Regions from separate parts of the Homo sapiens genome. Here regions 2 and 3 are each linked to region 1. A link is a contact called in ENCODE Hi-C or POLR2A ChIA-PET data. All regions are on one chromosome and are shown on one strand. Each heading gives the region's core, a stretch centred on a gene start or an enhancer-like site at or near the end of the contact. The rest is flanking DNA. Distances are from core to core; before and after follow the strand shown. Region 1 holds the start of DMAP1 (DNA methyltransferase 1 associated protein 1). Region 2 holds the start of EIF2B3 (eukaryotic translation initiation factor 2B subunit gamma). Region 3 holds the start of KDM4A (lysine demethylase 4A).

Region 1 (2,514 bases), core at 5-2,504:
GGGTAGCAGTGGGGGTGCATCCCTGGCAGGGAGGTTTAGGGAGATGCGAGGTTAGAATCAGAAGGTGTGTTAAAGAGCTTTTTGTCCCAGGGAGCTGATCTACCCTACCCTATAGCAAGAAAGTCATGTCCTGGAGCAAAAGACTTCAGGTCCTCCTGCATCCTGCTAAGCAAGCAGGAGCCCTTGCTGGGGAGGAGAAAATTGTTAGAGAAAACTAGGAGTTAGGGGCATGGCAGGTGAATCAGGGGCCAAAACCTGGGGGACTTGGGACTCCAATACTTGCTTCTTGTCAGAGTAGAGCAAGGCATAGACTTCCCGGTGCATGCCCTCGGGCCTCTTGAAAGTCAGTGTCTCAGAGGACTTCTTGGATTTTTTCTGAGGAAGGAAACCACAGAAAGGAACCACAACCTAGACCCTTTCCTGAAAATTCTTTAGTCCAGCTCAATCCCTGAACAAAGCAGCACCTACAGGGTCAATGACAGGCAAACTGACACACTGTAAAGGCACAGAAACCCACTCCCAGGAACACCATCCTACGCCCAAATCAGAGCAGTCCCCTCCCCATCCCACCAACTCTCAGACTGTTACAATGTCTTGATCTCTCCCCAACAATATCTTGCAAAAATCACACTTGCCTGGTCCTCTCAGCTCTTAGAGGTGTCATACCCTCTTGGTCCCACCATCTCCCACGATGTCCCATCTCCTCCCTCCCATCAAGGATGACACATATTCCCTGTCCTGTTATGTCACCCCTTTTATCGCCCAACTCACTGTAAGTGTAGCACCCATCCCTTGCCCGTTGTCACTCCTCCCCATCTTCACTCCCCTACCCTCCCCTAGTCAACGCTTTCAGGTGCCCCTGCTACCTTGTCCGGGTTGATAATGTCCTTCTTGCTGATGGTCCCAGAGGCTGCATCCCCTTCTGGACCCCCGAGTTCTAGAATGTCCCGTACATCCGCGCCCGTAGCCATCGCGCCTGAGAGATGGGGGAGCCACCGGAGGTCAAGGGTCAGTGCCTGAAGAAGGACCAGGCTCAGGTCAGGGGGCGGGGCCAATCCAGACCTAAGCGGAGGCGAGTTGAAGGGGCGGGCCAAGAGGAGAAGGGTGGTCCAGGTCAGGTCGGGGATCTGCCTGTGCCCCACCGCTTGGATGTTCCTAACGGCCCCTTCAGCCACCTGGGCCCTCGCACTTCCGCACCTGGGTCCGGCAGCTGCAGCCCCCACTACCACTCCCCCGTCCCCGCAAAGCCGCGGCAGAAACTTCCGGCGGTGCTCATTCGGAACGCGGCCGACAGAAACACTTCCGGTCGGTGTTGTAGGAAACGAAGCCGACTGGCAACCGAGGGTGAAAGCTACTGGCCGTGCTGAGCTTGCCACCCTTTGGTTCTCCCGCGAGCCTGTTTTCATTGGTGCACTGCCTGCTTTCTGGCATTTTCCCTCTACGATGCTCCGTTGCGTCTCAGGCAGTGAAGAGATACCAGAACTTTGTGACTTTGGGAAGTCACTTAATTTCTCTGGACCTTTTTCTTTATTTGCCGAATGGAAATTGTAATGGCACCTGTGTAAATGAAATACCAAGAATCCTTGTAAAACATTAGCACGGTGCGTGGGACATTTACTATTTTTTTATTAAATGAGTTAATGATTTGAATTGCCCCCTCTTCATTAAGTGCTAATATGTACTAGGCACTGTGCTAAGCTTGGAGGTGAAGAGATAAACTTCAAATTGTGATAAGCTTGAAGATGAAGAAATAAAGGCAGAGCTTCCTAGGGCGGCTGCCAAAATGGAGTAAGGTGTGGGCCCTCATTTGCACCTCCTCTGATGGAGATAGCTGTGGGTTGTGGCCTCGTGGGGATTTCCTGGAGGCCAGCTTCGTGGCACTTCACTAGTACAGGAGCTAGCTGCACTCTTTGGGCTACGAAGAAGCCCAAAACACAGCCCCAAGCAGGAACCAGCTTAGAAGTATCCCTCAAGGGAATAAACCTGGGGATCTTCCTGGAAAGAGAGAGACAGGAGGTCCTGAGGAAGGGCACAAGGGACAAGGAAAGCAGCTCCCAGCTTCAGCAGTCTGCAAACCAGCCTGTCAATTTGAAGGACACATAGCCTGTGGGATAGGGTGGGGCTTGTTAAGGCATTAAGAAGGCCAGACCCCAAGTCGAGACCTGCCAAAGATACCAGCAGGGACTAGAGGAGCAGACAGTTTGCGCAAGTTAGCTATAAGTGGTGTAGCCTGTTCTGGCCTGGAGAAGACAAGGGGATACAACAGCTGTAGCCACAAGCCTGACTAGTCCCCAAAACTTTGGAGAACTAGGCCTGGAGGTACAAACCTGTTCCTGGGTCTGATTCCTGGATGGATCCACTGAGCTCCAAACAGTTGCCGGAGGAAGTCACAGTCTTACAGCAGAAATTGTCCACAGGGTAAGGAAATGGTCCTTGGAGCCAGAAAGGGAGAGAGCAATTGGCTGCCTGAAACACTTGACCCTAGTTGTAGTTAATTAATTGTGTAATTACTTG
Region 2 (2,514 bases), core at 10-2,509, 770 kb before region 1:
TCGGCCTCCCAAAGTGCTAGGATTACAGACGTGAGCCACCACGCCCGGCCTGCTCGCAGTATCTTATCTTTGTGCTCTTGCTGCAGTTCCCTTTGGGTTCCATGTTTTCCTTGTTCCTTTCCATGCCTAACTGGATTGCTGAGTTAAGTTTATGATTATGAAATAAAAACTAAATTAAAAAAAAAAAACAGGGTCTCACTCTGTCGTCTAGGCAGGAGGAGTGCAGTGGCCCGATCATAGCTCACTGCAGCCTCGAACTCCTGGGCTCAAGCGATCCTCCCGTTTCAGCCTCCTGAGCAGCTGGGACTACAGGCACACACTACCATGCCCAGCTAATTTTTACTTTTGTAGAGACTGGAGGCTCTCTCGCACAGGCTGGTCTTGAACGCCCGGTTTCAAGCAATCCTCCCACCTCGGCTTCCCAAATTGCGGAGATTACAGGCATGAGCCACCATGCCCAGCCGCCCCCAGTTTTGATGGCTAAAGTTAACGTGAGTGGCCCTGTTACAAATAGGAAGTCCCGGGCCGGGCGCGGTGGCTCACGCCTGTAATCCCAGCACTTTGGGAGGCCGAGGCGGGCGGATCACGAGGTCAGGAGATCGAGACCATCCTGGCTAACACAGTGAAACCCCCGTCTCTACTAAAAATACAAAAAAATTAGCCGGGCATGGTGGCAGGCGCCTGTAGTCCCAGCTCCTCGGGAGGCTGAGGGAGGAAAATGGCGTGAACCCGGGAGGCCGAGCTTGCAGTGAGCCGAGATCGCGCCACTGCACTCCAGCCTGGGCGACGCAGAGCGAGACTCCGTCTCAAAAAAAACAAAAAACAAACAACAACAACAACAACAACAAAAACAAATAGGAAGTCCTGGCAACCCCTGCAGGGGCATTCGGTGATTTTTTTCACTAGCTAGCCAAAATTGCGGCTCCCAATGAGCTTTCTTTCACCGAATGTACTCGAAGCCAGGTCTTAGACTTACTCCCTGAGGAAAGAGGCTGAGTTGTTCCGTCTGGGTTCCCGGCACCCTGCACTGGGAGGAATACTCAAAAGGCGTTGGTAATGTGTTAATGGACAGAGGGACACACGTGTCGAATGCTCCTCGGTGGCCCCGCCCCCTCCGGCCCGCCTTCCCTCCTCTCCGCTGAGTGTGCTTCCCCTCCGTCATCCATCGCTCGGCGGTCTTCTCTTCTCCATGGGTCTGCTCTGCGCGTTCCATCGAGTTTCTCGGCCATCGCGCGCCTGCGCCATTGGGCTGTCAGTCAGAGGCGGCGTGGAGATCGCTGGGAGCGGTTGCGGCGTGCCGGGAGCTGAGTTATAGCTGTGACTTCTGCCCTGCCAGGCCGCACACAAGCTGGCTGACCCGGGTGAGCAGTGCGGTGGGGCCACTCATCTGAGGGAGGCGGGCATGTCGAACTGGGCCGAGGTGGACCCGAAGGGGTAGGAGAGGGTGCTGAGCCCCGAAGTTGTCAGCTCGACTCCCTGCTCGACCCGGTGTAGCTGTGTCCGAAGTAGAAGGGAGGTTGGGGATGAGAATCCGAGCCAACCACCTTATGCAACAGATGGAGGAACTAAGTTTCTAATCTCAGCTACTCGAGAGTCTGAGGCAGGAGAATCGTTTGAACCCAGGAGGTGGAGGTTGCAGTGAGCCTAATTCGCGCCACTGCACTCCAGCCTGGGCAACATAGTGAGACTCTCCGTTTCAAAAAAAAAAAAAAAAAGAAAAGAAAAGAAAGAAACGAAGTTTCGGGGAGGGTTCTGCTTAAAGTCACAGCGAGTGAGCGAGCACCAGACCGGTACCAGACGCCTTTAGCACTGTGCCTGCACTCTTTCAGCCTCAGCCCTTCATTCATTTGTTCAGCCTGCCTTTAGTTGTTTGGATGCAGGGCAGTGAAATATAGGGAGGAGCAGTGAGGTCTCTGCCTTCAGGCAGCACACGTGGAATGACAGACCAATTCTGATACAGTTTTCTTATCTATTTACAACTGGAAAAGGCATGAGTGCTATGATGCAGGCAAGTCTGAGATGCGGTGAACACCCTCTCCAAAGCTTGGGAGGCAGCGAGACTCGTTGCCATGATTCCCGTCAGCCATAGTCGTGGCAGTGACATGAGCATTTGACAGTCTGCCTGGTAGCATGATTAGTTATGTTCATGATTACTATTCATGCTTCCTAGGTTGCCTTTCTTCACCCAGGGCCTCCTTGAGAGCTGGAACCTCAGTTCCTAGTGACCTGGGTTCTAATGCCCTTATGCACATGTTTGAGTTTGACTCTTATACAGTTGTGAAGTTCACAGGTCCTCATTCCACTTTGATTTCTGGCATCTGACTGGGAATACAGTGATGATGCACACACAGTCCAAGAAAGTCACTCTTACACTCTTATGTAGACATTTAAGAGACATTAATGTTACACTTAAGTAGACATTTAAACACATACGTGCAATGAAACCCGTAAAGGCTAAGAGAATCTGCACATGGCAGAATGGAAGCACTTCGGGAAAAGGAGTCACTTCTGGAG
Region 3 (2,514 bases), core at 4-2,503, 560 kb after region 1:
AACTTTGCATGGCAGGTATACTGTTCTCCCTGTTTTACATACCAGGAAATTTGCCCACAGCCCACTCTTAAGTGCACCTTCCACTGCTCTATACTGCTTACATACTCATCTCCACCTGGACTAAGTCCTCTGCAAGGGCAGCTCCAAGTGTGGAGAAACCCGAAGTTTATTTAATTTTGAAGACCCTCTTAAAAAGAAAAATGAATCCAAAATATCTTACTTTTGCACATTTTATAAAAACATACAATCATGTGAATACAATGTTGGGGCCCTTCCCCGGGCCTTCAAAGGGGCCCTAATGGGCTTCATCAGCCTCTGCCCCTATTCATCTTTGTATGCCTAGAACAATGCATGGCACAGAGTAGGCAATCGGTAACTGTTGAAAAACTGATTTCCTCACCCTCACCTCAATTGTTCATCCCTTCTTCAACCCTAGGATTCCCTTCCCCCAAATCTGTTCCCTGGGGAAAGCTCCCGTTTCATGACACCTTCCCTCCCAATCAGTAACAAAGCCTAGAGATTCAAGAACACCGGCTCCGAAGTCAAAACTCTGAATACAGATCCGGTCTCTGCCGTTTATTAGCTATGTGACCTTGGCTGTGTGAGCTGACTTGAGTCTCAGTTTCTCCACCTGTAAAATGGGGATCCCAACCCCCTGCCCTGCAGGGTCGCTGTGATTAGCTCAGATGATGCAAGCGAAGCACTAAGCACTAGGCCCGGTACTTACCCACTCAATAAAGCTAGCTGTTGCTAACAACCCCCTCGGACTCCCGCACCCTTCCCTCGCAGCCGCTCCCGCGAGCATCACTCCAAAGGCAGCGCACCCTGCTCCCCACCGTCCCCGAACCTCACCGCGCACAGGTTCGGCCCCTCCCGGCCCCGCCGCCTTGGCGAGTGAAGCTCGGCCGCAGGAAGAAGAAAATAAGGCCCAGATGACCCGCCCCCCTCTCCCGAGGTCCATTGGCCTTGAAGATTGGAAAGGACCAATCTCAGAACCCATTCTGGAAGCTCCTTCTCCTATTGGCCGAGAAACATGCCGATCACTCACCGCTGGAAGACCCACCCCCACCGCCCCTCCCCCACCAAAACTCACGGTCACTGCTACAGCGGCAATGATCCTCGAGAATTCCAAAACCCTATAGTTCTCACCTACAGCCCAAAGCCCCGCCAGGGCTTAGGCTCAGCTCCTGCTGTCGCCACTGGCCGATCCTACTGCTTTTCCAGCAGGCGAAGGCCGAAACTCCGCCTCCTCTAAAGTCGGCATCTGCGCAGCCGTACAGAGTCAACCAATTCAAGGGTGGCTGCAAGCCATACACCAGCCAATGAGCACGCGCCGCAGCCACCTCCCAGTCCCGACCTCAGTGTGCTCAGCCTATGAGCGCCGGCTCGGGCTGTTGCCGGGAGGAAACGCTGTACCACTAGGGACCGCGGCCAGTGAGCCTCTAGCTGGATCGCGAAGCTGGCCAATCATAGGCGGGCTCCTGGTCACCCATAACTAATCAGGGTTGAAAGAAGCTAGTACCTGGAAGTGGGCCGGTCCGGTAGATGGGTAAGGGCGGTGAGGTTACTATAGGATGTCGCTAACGAAAGGATAGGCCAAAGTTTTCTTGGGATGAGTATCCTCTTTGCCTAACGTGGAAATGTGTCGGGGCCCTTAGGGGCAGCTTCCGAGCTCAGGGAGTGCTGAAAAGATGACCGTCTTGTCCCGGTTTGTCCTGGGTGTCTCGGTTTTCAAAACAAAATCCCGTGGCCTTGGAAACCCCTCATTCGCTGTCAAGCCTGAACAGGGAAGGGAAGCTGCCCTGAGGGTCATTAGGACAGACCATGAGGGAGGCTCTCCTTAGGGTCATTAAAAAGCAATTCCTGGCCGGGCGTGGTCCCTCACGCCTGTAATCCCAGCACTTTGGGAGGCCGAGGCGGGCGGGTCACCTGAAGTCGGCAGTTTGAGACCGCCTGACCAACATGGAGAAACCCCGTCTCTACTCAAAAAAAAAATACAAAATTAGCCGGGCGTGGTGTTGCATGCCTGTAGTCCCAGCTACTCCGGAGGTTGAGGCAGGAGAATCGCTTGAACCCGGGAGGCGGAGGTTGCGGTGGGCCGAGATCGCGCCATTGCACTCCAACCTGGGCAACAAGAGTGAAACTCCGTCTAAAAAAAAAAAAAAAAAAAAAAAAGCAGTTCCTCAGTGAGCGGGGATTTGGGGGATCATTAGGAGCAGCTCTTGGGGCGGAGAGGGGGGCATCCTGGGAATCAGAAGAGGCACTTCTGGAGGGCGAGGGGGCTTCCTAGAAGTCATTAGGAGCGGTTCCTGAGGGGTAGTGAGTCGCCTTAAGGAATTCCCAGATTGTCAAGGGTAGTGGGGAAGGTCAAGTAGGAAAGTAAAATACCCACAACCAGAGTCATAAAAAAATATACAGAATTACCATGGATGAATAATGGGGTAGTGCCCTGGAAAGAGCTATATGGAGTCAGGCCTGTGTTCAAAACTAGTAACTTCTCTGAGCCTGGGAGTT

What was found. Hi-C counts contacts between places; a loop is a spot of excess contacts on that map. ChIA-PET counts read pairs that join two places held with the same protein, here RNA polymerase II (POLR2A). Pooled maps may share reads with other maps.
Region 2: a map of CD8-positive, alpha-beta T cell shows a loop between it and region 1 (9-fold over the local background). The contact joins the promoter of EIF2B3 here to the promoter of DMAP1 in region 1. A Hi-C loop is called at or near these places in 1 of 168 maps with a recorded cell type or tissue (CD8-positive, alpha-beta T cell) and 4 of 50 pooled maps. POLR2A ChIA-PET finds 5 or more read pairs at or near these places in 1 of 52 experiments (OCI-LY7).
Region 3: a map of CD14-positive monocyte shows a loop between it and region 1 (5-fold over the local background). The contact joins the promoter of KDM4A here to the promoter of DMAP1 in region 1. A Hi-C loop is called at or near these places in 2 of 168 maps with a recorded cell type or tissue (CD14-positive monocyte and CD8-positive, alpha-beta T cell), 4 of 37 single-sample maps with no recorded cell type and 10 of 50 pooled maps. POLR2A ChIA-PET finds 5 or more read pairs at or near these places in 2 of 52 experiments (CD4-positive, alpha-beta T cell and activated T-cell).

What each region holds. Positions count from the first base shown.
Region 1 is chr1:44,212,211-44,214,724 of GRCh38, reverse strand. DMAP1 (DNA methyltransferase 1 associated protein 1) reads right to left here and starts at 1,254. Exons shown (of 10, transcript NM_019100.5): 1 at 867-1,254; 2 at 284-375; 3 at 1-22. The coding sequence starts at 971. RefSeq lists enhancers at 1-410, 1,176-1,415, 1,154-1,448 and a silencer at 1,846-1,945.
Region 2 is chr1:44,985,340-44,987,853 of GRCh38, reverse strand. It overlaps EIF2B3 (eukaryotic translation initiation factor 2B subunit gamma), which reads left to right and starts at 1,259. Exons shown (of 12, transcript NM_020365.5): 1 at 1,259-1,361. RefSeq lists enhancers at 916-965, 676-1,257, 1,216-1,485 and a silencer at 1,036-1,125.
Region 3 is chr1:43,648,888-43,651,401 of GRCh38, reverse strand. It overlaps KDM4A (lysine demethylase 4A), which reads right to left and starts at 1,253. Exons shown (of 22, transcript NM_014663.3): 1 at 1,150-1,253. RefSeq lists a silencer at 1,367-1,486.